2 separate regions of the Homo sapiens genome follow, and region 1 is linked to region 2. Evidence: chromatin contacts called from ENCODE Hi-C or POLR2A ChIA-PET data. All regions are on one chromosome and are shown on one strand. The core of a region is the stretch at or near the end of the contact, and the rest is flanking DNA. Distances in the headings are between cores, read along the strand shown.

The links. Hi-C counts contacts between places; a loop is a spot of excess contacts on that map. ChIA-PET counts read pairs that join two places held with the same protein, here RNA polymerase II (POLR2A). Pooled maps may share reads with other maps.
Region 1: a loop to region 2 is called in a map with no recorded cell type, with 2.2 times the contacts of the local background. The contact joins the enhancer-like site here to the promoter of ISLR2 in region 2. A Hi-C loop is called at or near these places in 1 of 37 single-sample maps with no recorded cell type and 2 of 50 pooled maps. POLR2A ChIA-PET finds 5 or more read pairs at or near these places in 1 of 52 experiments (OCI-LY7).

The regions. Positions count from the first base shown.
Region 1 is chr15:74,510,716-74,515,462 of GRCh38, reverse strand. No RefSeq gene overlaps it. Among named protein-coding and RNA genes, the nearest start is that of ARID3B, 28 kb to the left of the region's middle. RefSeq lists enhancers at 2,885-2,944, 3,255-3,304. Within about 2 kb of position 3,247, at least 9 of the 41 ENCODE cell types and tissues checked have a DNase peak (open chromatin) inside an H3K27ac peak, as active enhancers do.
Region 2 is chr15:74,127,957-74,132,393 of GRCh38, reverse strand. It overlaps ISLR2 (immunoglobulin superfamily containing leucine rich repeat 2), which reads right to left and starts at 1,808. Exons shown (of 3, transcript NM_020851.3): 1 at 1,773-1,808; 2 at 1,078-1,187. It overlaps LOC283731 (a long non-coding RNA gene), which reads left to right and starts at 3,116. Exons shown (of 3, transcript NR_152622.1): 1 at 3,116-3,429; 2 at 3,770-4,378. RefSeq lists a silencer at 992-1,191 and enhancers at 684-1,592, 1,593-2,502.

The DNA.
Region 1 (4,747 bases), core at 1,998-4,497, 380 kb before region 2:
CTCTACGAGGTGGGTTACCTACTATGGAAAAGGAGTGTGTGGCCAGCTCAGCTCCTTCCTCATTCAGTGCTTCCCCTCCTCTCCTCCTCTTGCTAGTCACTGTCTCTGAGACCCTCCAAACTGGGTGGCTGCTAGTCCATCTGGTGCCTCTGTAGATTAGGAATATGTTCCCCTTCTGGGTGTATGCAGCCCCATGGTGAGAGAACTGTACCTCTGTGTGAATTAGGAAAACACTGCTCTTATTCCAAATAGATAAAACCCCATGCCAGGGCATACAGTTTGGAGAATGGAACCCAGACTGGGTTGCAGCCACCATATGCGCCTTCATTTAGGCACCCTTTAGCAGTGAATGAATCACACAGCCATAAGGCCTGTTAAGGTTGGAACATATGGAGAAAGTAATAAAGGAGACGGTAAAGTTCACACTTGACTAGTACTGTCATGAATGGCATCTGTACTCTGGCAGGTGTTTAAGGCTTACTCTTTTTGTATGTGGGCTGTATTTCTGAGTTCCTTAAAGCTTCCTCCTCCCATCATTGGGGATCTCATCTCTGCAGTTTCTTTTTTTTTTTAAGTTGGGGTTTCACTATGTTGGCCAGGCTGATCTCAAACTCCTGACCCCAAGTGATCCACCTGCCTTGGCCTCCCAAAGTGTGGGGACTGCAGGGATGAGCCACCGTGCCCCGCCTGCAGTTTCTTCTGCATAAATGAATACATGGCTTTTCCAGTTGTTTATTTACAATTCTTTATCGAGACTCTAGGCATCTGGTGCTACGCCTCCACCTTCCTTCTGCTGAAGTCCACTTACTTTCCCGGCAGCTTTCTTTTTTTCTGAGATGAGGTCTCCCTCTGTCACCCAAGCTGGAGTGCAGTGGTGCGATCTTGGCTCACTGCAACCTCTGCCTCCTGGGTTCAAGTGATTCTCCTGCCTTAGCCTCCTGAGTACCTGGAATTACAGATGCCCACCACCACGCCCAGCTAATTTTTGTATTTTTAGTAGAGACGGGGTTTCACCATCTTGGCCAGGCTGGTCTTGAACTCCTGACCTCAGGTGATCTGCCCGCCTTGGTCTCCCAAAGTGCTGGGATTACAGGCATGAGCTACCACACTTGGCCTGCAGTTTCTCCTGCATAGATGAATACATGGCTTTTACAGTTGTTTATTTACAATTCTTTCTCGAGACTCTAGGCATCTGGTGCTACGCCTCCACCTTCCTTCTGCTGAAGTCCACTTACTTTCCAGGCAGCTTTCTTGAACAGGATCCAAGGCAATGCTTCTCCAGAGCTCTTGCATGTTTGTATCATACTTAGATTAGAGAAAATATGTTCATTTGACCCATTGTTGCAAGTGCTGCTATATCCCAAATCGCAACCTCTTCTCTACCCCACAGGATGCCTGCATTAACCCTTAACCCTTTACACATCCCAGACAACTCAGACTTCAGCCCACTGTGCCTCTCAAAGACGAAGAAACACATATTCTACTATGTGATCCCAGTAAAATTCGTTTTATTAGTGTGAGGTGAGGGGCATGTACCCCTTAGGATGAGGTTGGAGGCAATGACTCAGTGACTCAGTTCAGCAATAGCTTTTTCTAAAACCTTGAGTCTTTTTTTTTTTCAATCTCTTCAACATCTTTTGCAGGCTGCGGATGGGTAGTGAATGAAGATTGAAAACTGGTTTTCTTTTCTTTTTTTTTTTTTTTTTTGAGATGGAGTCTTGCTCTGTCGCCAGGTTGGAGTGCAGTGACACTATCTTGGCTCACTGCAATCTCTGCCTCCTGGGTTCAAGTGATTCTCCTACCTCAGCCTCCCAAGTACCTGGAATTACAAGCACGTACCACCACATCCAGCTCATTTTTGTATTTTTAGTAGAGATGGAGTTTTACCATGTTGGCCAGGATGGTCTCGATCTCCTGACCTCGTGATCCACCTGCCTCGGCCTCCCAAAGTGCTGGGATTACAGGCGTCAGCCAGCGCGCCCGGCATGAAAATTGGTTTTCTATAATCTTCTTTTGCAAATCCTGTATTGGTGGACTTGCCCGTAACTTTGAAGTGTGACCTTATTGTTTTGGTGTCTCGGCCAAACTTGAGACGAGTGAGGTTCCTTTAAATATCCTATGTATGACATAACTCTGGAAGTACACATAAGGAACAGGAAATATTGGTTACCTTTGGTGGGGAATTTATTGGCTCAGGGCAGCAATGAGAGTGAGAATTTTTCACATATATACTTTTTTGAACCATTTTAATTTAAAACCATATGGTATATAATATCAATTCAAAAATTTAAATTAAAGAAATGTACCTCCTAAATATATTATAGTCATACAATGGAACACTTGGCAAATCTTAAAAAGAATGAGCTATATATCCCGATGTACAAAAATCTCAAAGAAACTGGTGTGGTAGTGTGTACCTATAGTCCCAGCTACTTGGGAGGCTGAGACTGGAGGATTGCTTGAACCCAGGAGTTTGAGTCCAGCCTGGGCAAGATAGCAAGACCCCCACCTCCACCCCACAATTACCTCTAAGGAAAAAAATAATAAAAAGAAAAATCTCAAATATCTTAAACTTGATTCTCATTTCTTAACCACAGAAAAGGCCTTTTTTTTTTTTTTGAGACAGAGTTTTGCTCTTATCACCCAGGCTGGAGTGCAATGGTGTAATCTCGGCTCACTGCAACCACTGCCTCCCAGGTTCAAGCGATTCTCCTACCTCAGCCACCTGAGTAGCTGGGATTACAAGCGCCTGCCACCATGCCTGGCTAATTTTTATATTTTTTGTAGAGACGGGGTTTCACCATGTTGGCCAGGCTGATCTCGAACTCCTGACCTCAAATGATCTGCCCGCCTCGGCTTCCCAAAGTGCTGGGATTACAGGCGTGAGCCACCGCGCCCGGCCAGAAAAGGCTTGTATTTCTCGTACATGGGCATGTATAGTGCAAGATGGACAACTTTTCAGGGCAGCTGTTTCTGCATCTGGTGACTCAGGGATCCAGGCTGTTTCCATTTTGTGGCTTCACCATCTAAATGCGTGGCTTTCACAATTGCTGCAGCAGGGGAAGAGAGAGCTGGAGAGACATAAAATGGCACTAAATGCTTTGGCCCAAGAGTGCCCAATATCATTTCTGTTCATAGCCCTTGAGCCAGAACTAGTCTCATGGTCTCAGCCTCACCGCAAAGCAGGACAGGAAATGTTGTCATCCTTTATGCCCAGAAAAAAGGAAATGAAATGAGGTTCAGTATCATATGGCATCGTGTCTACCACAAAGACACAAACAAGTAACAGGAGGAAGGGTCCTGAGGATCTAATATCAGGAGATTTACTTTTCACTATACTATTCACTCTATTTCTCTTTTTTTATACAACAAAAAGTGAGTATGTATACATACTTGTTCACTGTATTGTTTTGAATTTTTTAACCATTGGCTTGTGTATACTTTTTCAATGAAAGACTTTGTAATTTTTGCAATGGATGCTAAGATTAGTGGGTAAAAGTTTTATGAGGAACAGGATATAGTCTCAAAATATCTCCCCACAAGATACTTATTGGCCAGGCATGGTGGTTCATGCCTATAATCCCAGAGTTTTGGGAGGCTGAGGCCAAGTTGGGAGGATTACTTGAGGCCAGGAGTTGGAGATCAGCCAGGGTAACATAGCAAGACCTGTCTCTACAAAAATAAAATATTAGCCAGGCCTGGTGGCGTGCCTGTAGTCCTTGTTACTCAGGAGGATGAGGTGGGAGGATCACTGGAGCCCGGAAATTTGAGGCTGCAGTGAGTTATGATTGCGCCACTGCACTTCAGCCTGGGCAACAGAGTGAGACCCTGTCTCTAAAAAAAGAAAAAAAAAAGATACTTATTAACTAAAAATCGACAAAGAATAACTTTAAAGTGGAAAACTGGCAGACACCACCTTGACCTAAAAATAAAAATTAACATCACCAGTAGTCAGTAATGTGCCTCCTGATTTAATAAACCAAGAACACAGCATCAGTTTTAGAATATTCCTGCCAAAAATGTATAGCCTGAATCTAATCATGAGGGGAAAAAACAGATAAACCTAAAACAAGAACCTCATACAAAATATCTGGCCTGTATTCTTCAAGTGACAAAGGATCGTGGGAGGCAAAGTCAGACTGAGGAATTATTCCAGATTAAAAGAAACTAAAGAGATTTCTCAACTAAGTGCAGTGTGTGATCCTGGATTGGATCCTGAGCCAGAAAAATAATTTTTCTTTCTTGTTTTTGAGACAGAGTCTCGCTCTGTCGCCCAGGCTGGAGTGTAGTGATGCTATCTCGGCTCACTGCAACCTCCGCCTCCTGGGTTCAAGTGATTCTCCTGCCTCAGCCTCCTGAGTAGCTGGGACTACAGGTGCGCACCACCACGCCTGGCTAAGTTTTGTATTTTTAGTAGAGCCAGGGTTTCACCATGTTGGCCAGGCTGGTCTCGAACTCTTGACCTCAGATGATCTGTCCACCTCGGCTTCCCAAAGTGCTGAGATTACAGGCATGAGTCACCATGCCTGACCTTAGAAAAATAATTTTTCTTTTTGCTGTGGAAAACATTATTAAGACAGTGGAGGATATCTGAATAAGGTCTCTGGGTTAGGTAATATTATTATATCAATGTTATTATTTTTATTTTATAATTGTGCTACTGTTATACAAGAGAATACAATATTCTTGTTTTAGGAAACACATACTTAAGTATTTAGAGATACAATTTCATCCTGTTTGCAATTTA
Region 2 (4,437 bases), core at 559-3,058:
CTGGTGAAATGGATCCTACCCAAGAAGGACATTTTTGTCCGTGACTGGCTGTCCTCCCTGGAACCTTTGTCCCACGCACAGCACTCGCACACACGCCCATGCAGGCACACAACAATACAAACAGACGCGGGGCTTCATAATCAAACCGCCAACTTCTGCAGGGGTTTAGAGGACCTGATGCTCAATTAGGAGGCTCACAACACATTTCCTAAACTCACAAACACATATGCACCCAGACATGGACACAATAGACCCTGCAGACCTCATTGTTCTCTTAACCAGCATTTGTACGTGTTTTCCACCACGGTACAAAGCGCTTTCCTGTCCATTGTGACAATTGACAGACACAAGGACACAAGTCCTCACACGAACCGACCCACCCACAAGAACACAGGCATGTGCCTGTGTGTGCATACAGCCCTCCACTGTGACCGAAACCCAGCAGAGAAGCAATAGGAGGACCTGCACTGCACGACTTGAGATGTGGGATCTGGGGAAGCCCATCCCCATGCCCTACTGCATCTAAGGCCAAAGTCACCTGCCCGGGGCTGCAGCTCCTGTGAGGGGAGAAGAAGGGCTGCTCTGCCAACCTTCCTTACGGGGAAGGAGGTTCTCCCCCATGTTTGGACCAGGTGTGTTGGGAAAGCGGTCACTAGAGCTTCCTCTCAGGTCCCTCAGGCGGCTCCCATTGGGCAGAGGCGTCCTCAGCCAACAGGTCATGGGGCTGCCACTAGCTAATGAAGCTGGAGAAGATGAAAGATTCTGCGCCTTTCTCCACAGCTCTGCGGTGCCTAAGGACCCCCTCCCCATAACACCTTAAGCCCGGTCACACAAACGAACTTGCACAGACTCCCTGCCCCCATTTGGAGCGCCTGTCAGGTTTGGCAGAGCCCCTCCCACAACTTGTCTTTGGGAACCTGCTCCTTCACTCTGCCTTTGCTCTTCTGGGAGGGTCCCTTCCCTCCCTTCCCGGTTCCTGCCAGACAGCACCCCCACCAGCCCCGCACCCCATCAGGTGCCCTAGGCTGGACCTAACCCCACCTGGGTCAAGGTTGTGGGGTGGCCCCCATTGCTTACCCAATATTCGCCGACTCTCAGTAAATGTCCTGGGGCTGAAACCCCTTCTCCAGACCCGGCGTGGCAGAGCAGGGAAGATAGCCCAAGCAAGATACACGCATGTGTTGTGGCTGTGGGGAAAACGGGGGGCGGGGGGCAAAGAAAGGGACAGGTAAGTTTGGGGACTTGGTGGCCCCAAAGTACCACTTCAATTTTTCCTTTTGCGTCCGTTTCCCCCACCTCTCTGGCTGCAGGTTGGAGAAAGTCCTTGCGCACTCCCGGGCCTGGCGGGGACGCGCATAGCCTCTCCCGCCTCCTGCTTGGTCTACTTTTGTTAAAGCCACGGAGACCCTCCCCAAGGCCAAGACACGTCGGTCATAAGGGGCATCCCACGCCCACTGTCCTGGCTGGGCTCTTCGCAGCCTACTGCACCCCCATAACCCACGTACCCCCACATTTACACAGCCGCTGGCATTGTTACTGTCCCTGATCACACCACCTCCCCCACCCCACGTTCAAACACATTCGCGCACACAGTCCCTCACACCCTCCCCATAGCCGACCTTCACAGTTTACAATCATCCATGGTCAGGTAATAATCGCATCAATGTGTTCAGCCCCTGCTACATTCACACGCATTTTCACGGGCACACCTGCACCCGGGACACTTACCGTTCTCCTCTCGCACACGCATACACACATTCACGCGAACTCACCCTCACGCGCCTGTCCCGCCAGCGCCCGCGAGCTTCGCTGCTAATTGAATGCAAGCCGCTTTTACGCCCTGCAACACGTGAGACAAACCATCTTTGAGGAATTTGGGGGAAGGAAAGGCGCGCGGCTGAAGTGGGGGGGGAAGGCGTGTCTTTGCCTTTAAACTCTTTTTGCAAATGCAGGCGGTGGCACCGACAGACTTCGAGCGGGACCCGCTGAGCTGCGCGCAGCCGAGCTCGCGCGGACCCTTCCCTCCCGCACCCCCCGCTGCTAGCCGCCTCCTCCCCGAAGCCACGTTCAACATGATGCATAATTGATAGTGTTAGCAGAGCGCCGCACCCTCCCTACCATTTTTGCCTGGATCTGGGCTGATATAAGCCCTAGTCTCCCCCGCCCCGCCGCCCCAACCCCCCCGCCCCGCCTGCTAGTCTAACCCGACACCAGAACGCACAGCCCTGCAGGGCGTGCTGGGAAGGGACACCCCCCTCCCCAGCCCACCGCAGCCCTGCCCAGCCTCTTAAGCCGGAACTCTTTACTTCTGGTCTTTTGTGGCTAAACCAGCGCTTGAAGCCCACTGCCCGACGCGTTGGCCTGCGCGCACCGCGGGACAGGTGGAGCAGGGGGAAGCTCTCTCGAGCGCACCCAAGCACCTCACTCCAGGTCTTGCCTGCTCCAGGAGAACGGGGCACGGAAGCTGCAGCAGACAGTAGCACAGACAAGGATGGTGGCAAAACGTCCGCTACTCTTGAGCACGGTGGGCTGGGGACTTCAGGCCCGAGCATTTCTCCCATATCTGCCCCCCATATCTTCACAGCCTCTCAAGCAGACACACGGTCAACCCCACACGCACTATCCCCCAAGCCGCGGTGGCCCCTCACCGCCCCGCCGTCTCACACCCTCACACAACAGCCGGCTTCGGCAGACTCGCTGTTCCCGACTGTCGCTCCCTAGCTCTGATGAAACCCCGACATTTCTTTCAGCGACGAGGAGGCGGAGGCGCGGCGATGTCGAGGCATTTGGCTAAAACCCGGTTTCCGCCCCCCTGCGCTGCCCACGTTAGCCCTGGAGACAGCTACCGGCCATAACCAGGAAAGGGGTTCAGGCTCCGGGAGACACGCAGAATCCCCACCCATTCTGTAGCCACTGAGCTCTCTGGGAGCACCAAGCCCCACAGCCATCACCCCGGGCCATGGGGGTCTCTCGATGGCGAGGGTTTGGGGCTTCCGTGGAGATCAATACCCCGATTTGAGTGTTGAGCATCTTAATGAGCTAGGGGAGGGGGTGGGGAAGAGAGACAGGCTAAGAGCGCAGCGTCTAAAGAGACCACCCGGCCCGGGGTTCCGAGGCTGCTTTGTAAATTAAATATGAACAGACTGGTGCGCTCACACTCCAAGCGTCCCTCCCTCTCCCCTACTCCTGCCGTCGCTACGGGCGGCCCAGCGGGCTGAGACCATCGCATCTTGCTCAGCCCCAGTTCAGAACACAGAACTTCACACCGCCTGCTCGGGCCTGGAGTCCCCCCCCGCCGACCCATGGGGAGGGCGCAAGGCGCCTTTCAGGGAAGGTGTCTTCGAAAATGGTCGAGGGGTGAGAGCACTGTGACCCGTCCCTGCCGGGGATCCTGTGGTGGGACAGCCAGGATTGGGTCCCTAGCCCGGGGTGAGTCCCTGAGGTTTCTAGGCCTTGTGGGGTCGGGAGAAGGAGGCAGACGGCGGGGCCAGCACACCCTTCTTTGTCTGCCGAACAAGGTGGGGGTGGGGGCGGGGAGCGGCGTCTTGGGCAGTTGTCCGGGTGTTGGGAACCCTGAGGGGGCGGTCTTGGGAGCCTGTGCCTGGGAAGGATATTTGGAGGCAGGGGCCCAGCAGCGGGAGCTGAGTCCGGTCCGGCATGGCGTGTCCAGGGGACTTTTCGGGACTGAGTGAGGGGCGCCAGGCGGGGAGGCTCAAGGCCCTCCGCCGGTTTTTACCTATTTTCTTTCTTTCTTTTTTGCCTTCCGCAGGGAGGCAGAATCTGGGTAATGGAAGGGAGAATGGGCTCGCTATCTGCCCAGAGCTTCCCTGGACTGCAGGAACCCGTCCTATAAGCAACCCCGAAACTTCGGGGCCCGAGGACCAGGGAAGACCCCCTTTCCTTGCTGTCTTGACAGGGTTGCAGAAGCCAAGGAGTTCGGCAGGGAGACGGGGCTCCTGGGGTGGTTAAGGACGCGGTGACCACCCCTGGGCGGGAGCTGACTCCCGCGGGCCCGGAGGCTCTAGCTCACTCTACAGCAAATGCTTTTGTTCCCGGAGGCTGCCCTGGGGGAAAGACGCCCCTTACCCCTGCCTTCGACCCTGGAGAGCCCAGTGCCCGCCCGGGCAGGGCTGGAGCCCGAGTCGCCCCAGGCAGAGTCCGCCGAGGCCTGGGGTGGGAGCCGCGACTTCTGGATCTGCCTCCGAGCTCAGCTAGAAGACTGCGCGCACCTCGTCCGGCGCCGTCCGGCGCGCAGAAGCGGGTCTAATGTTTATAACGTTAATAATGACAGTTAGGGAGGGCTGTGGAGCCGGGAACCAAGACCTCATCCCGCCGCCGCCCACGTCTTTGATCATTAAAGAAACAGACAACTAATCAGGTGTGTGGAAGTAGGGGTGGGGGAGGGGAGGGTGACAAGGTTCCAAGCCGCTAGCGCAG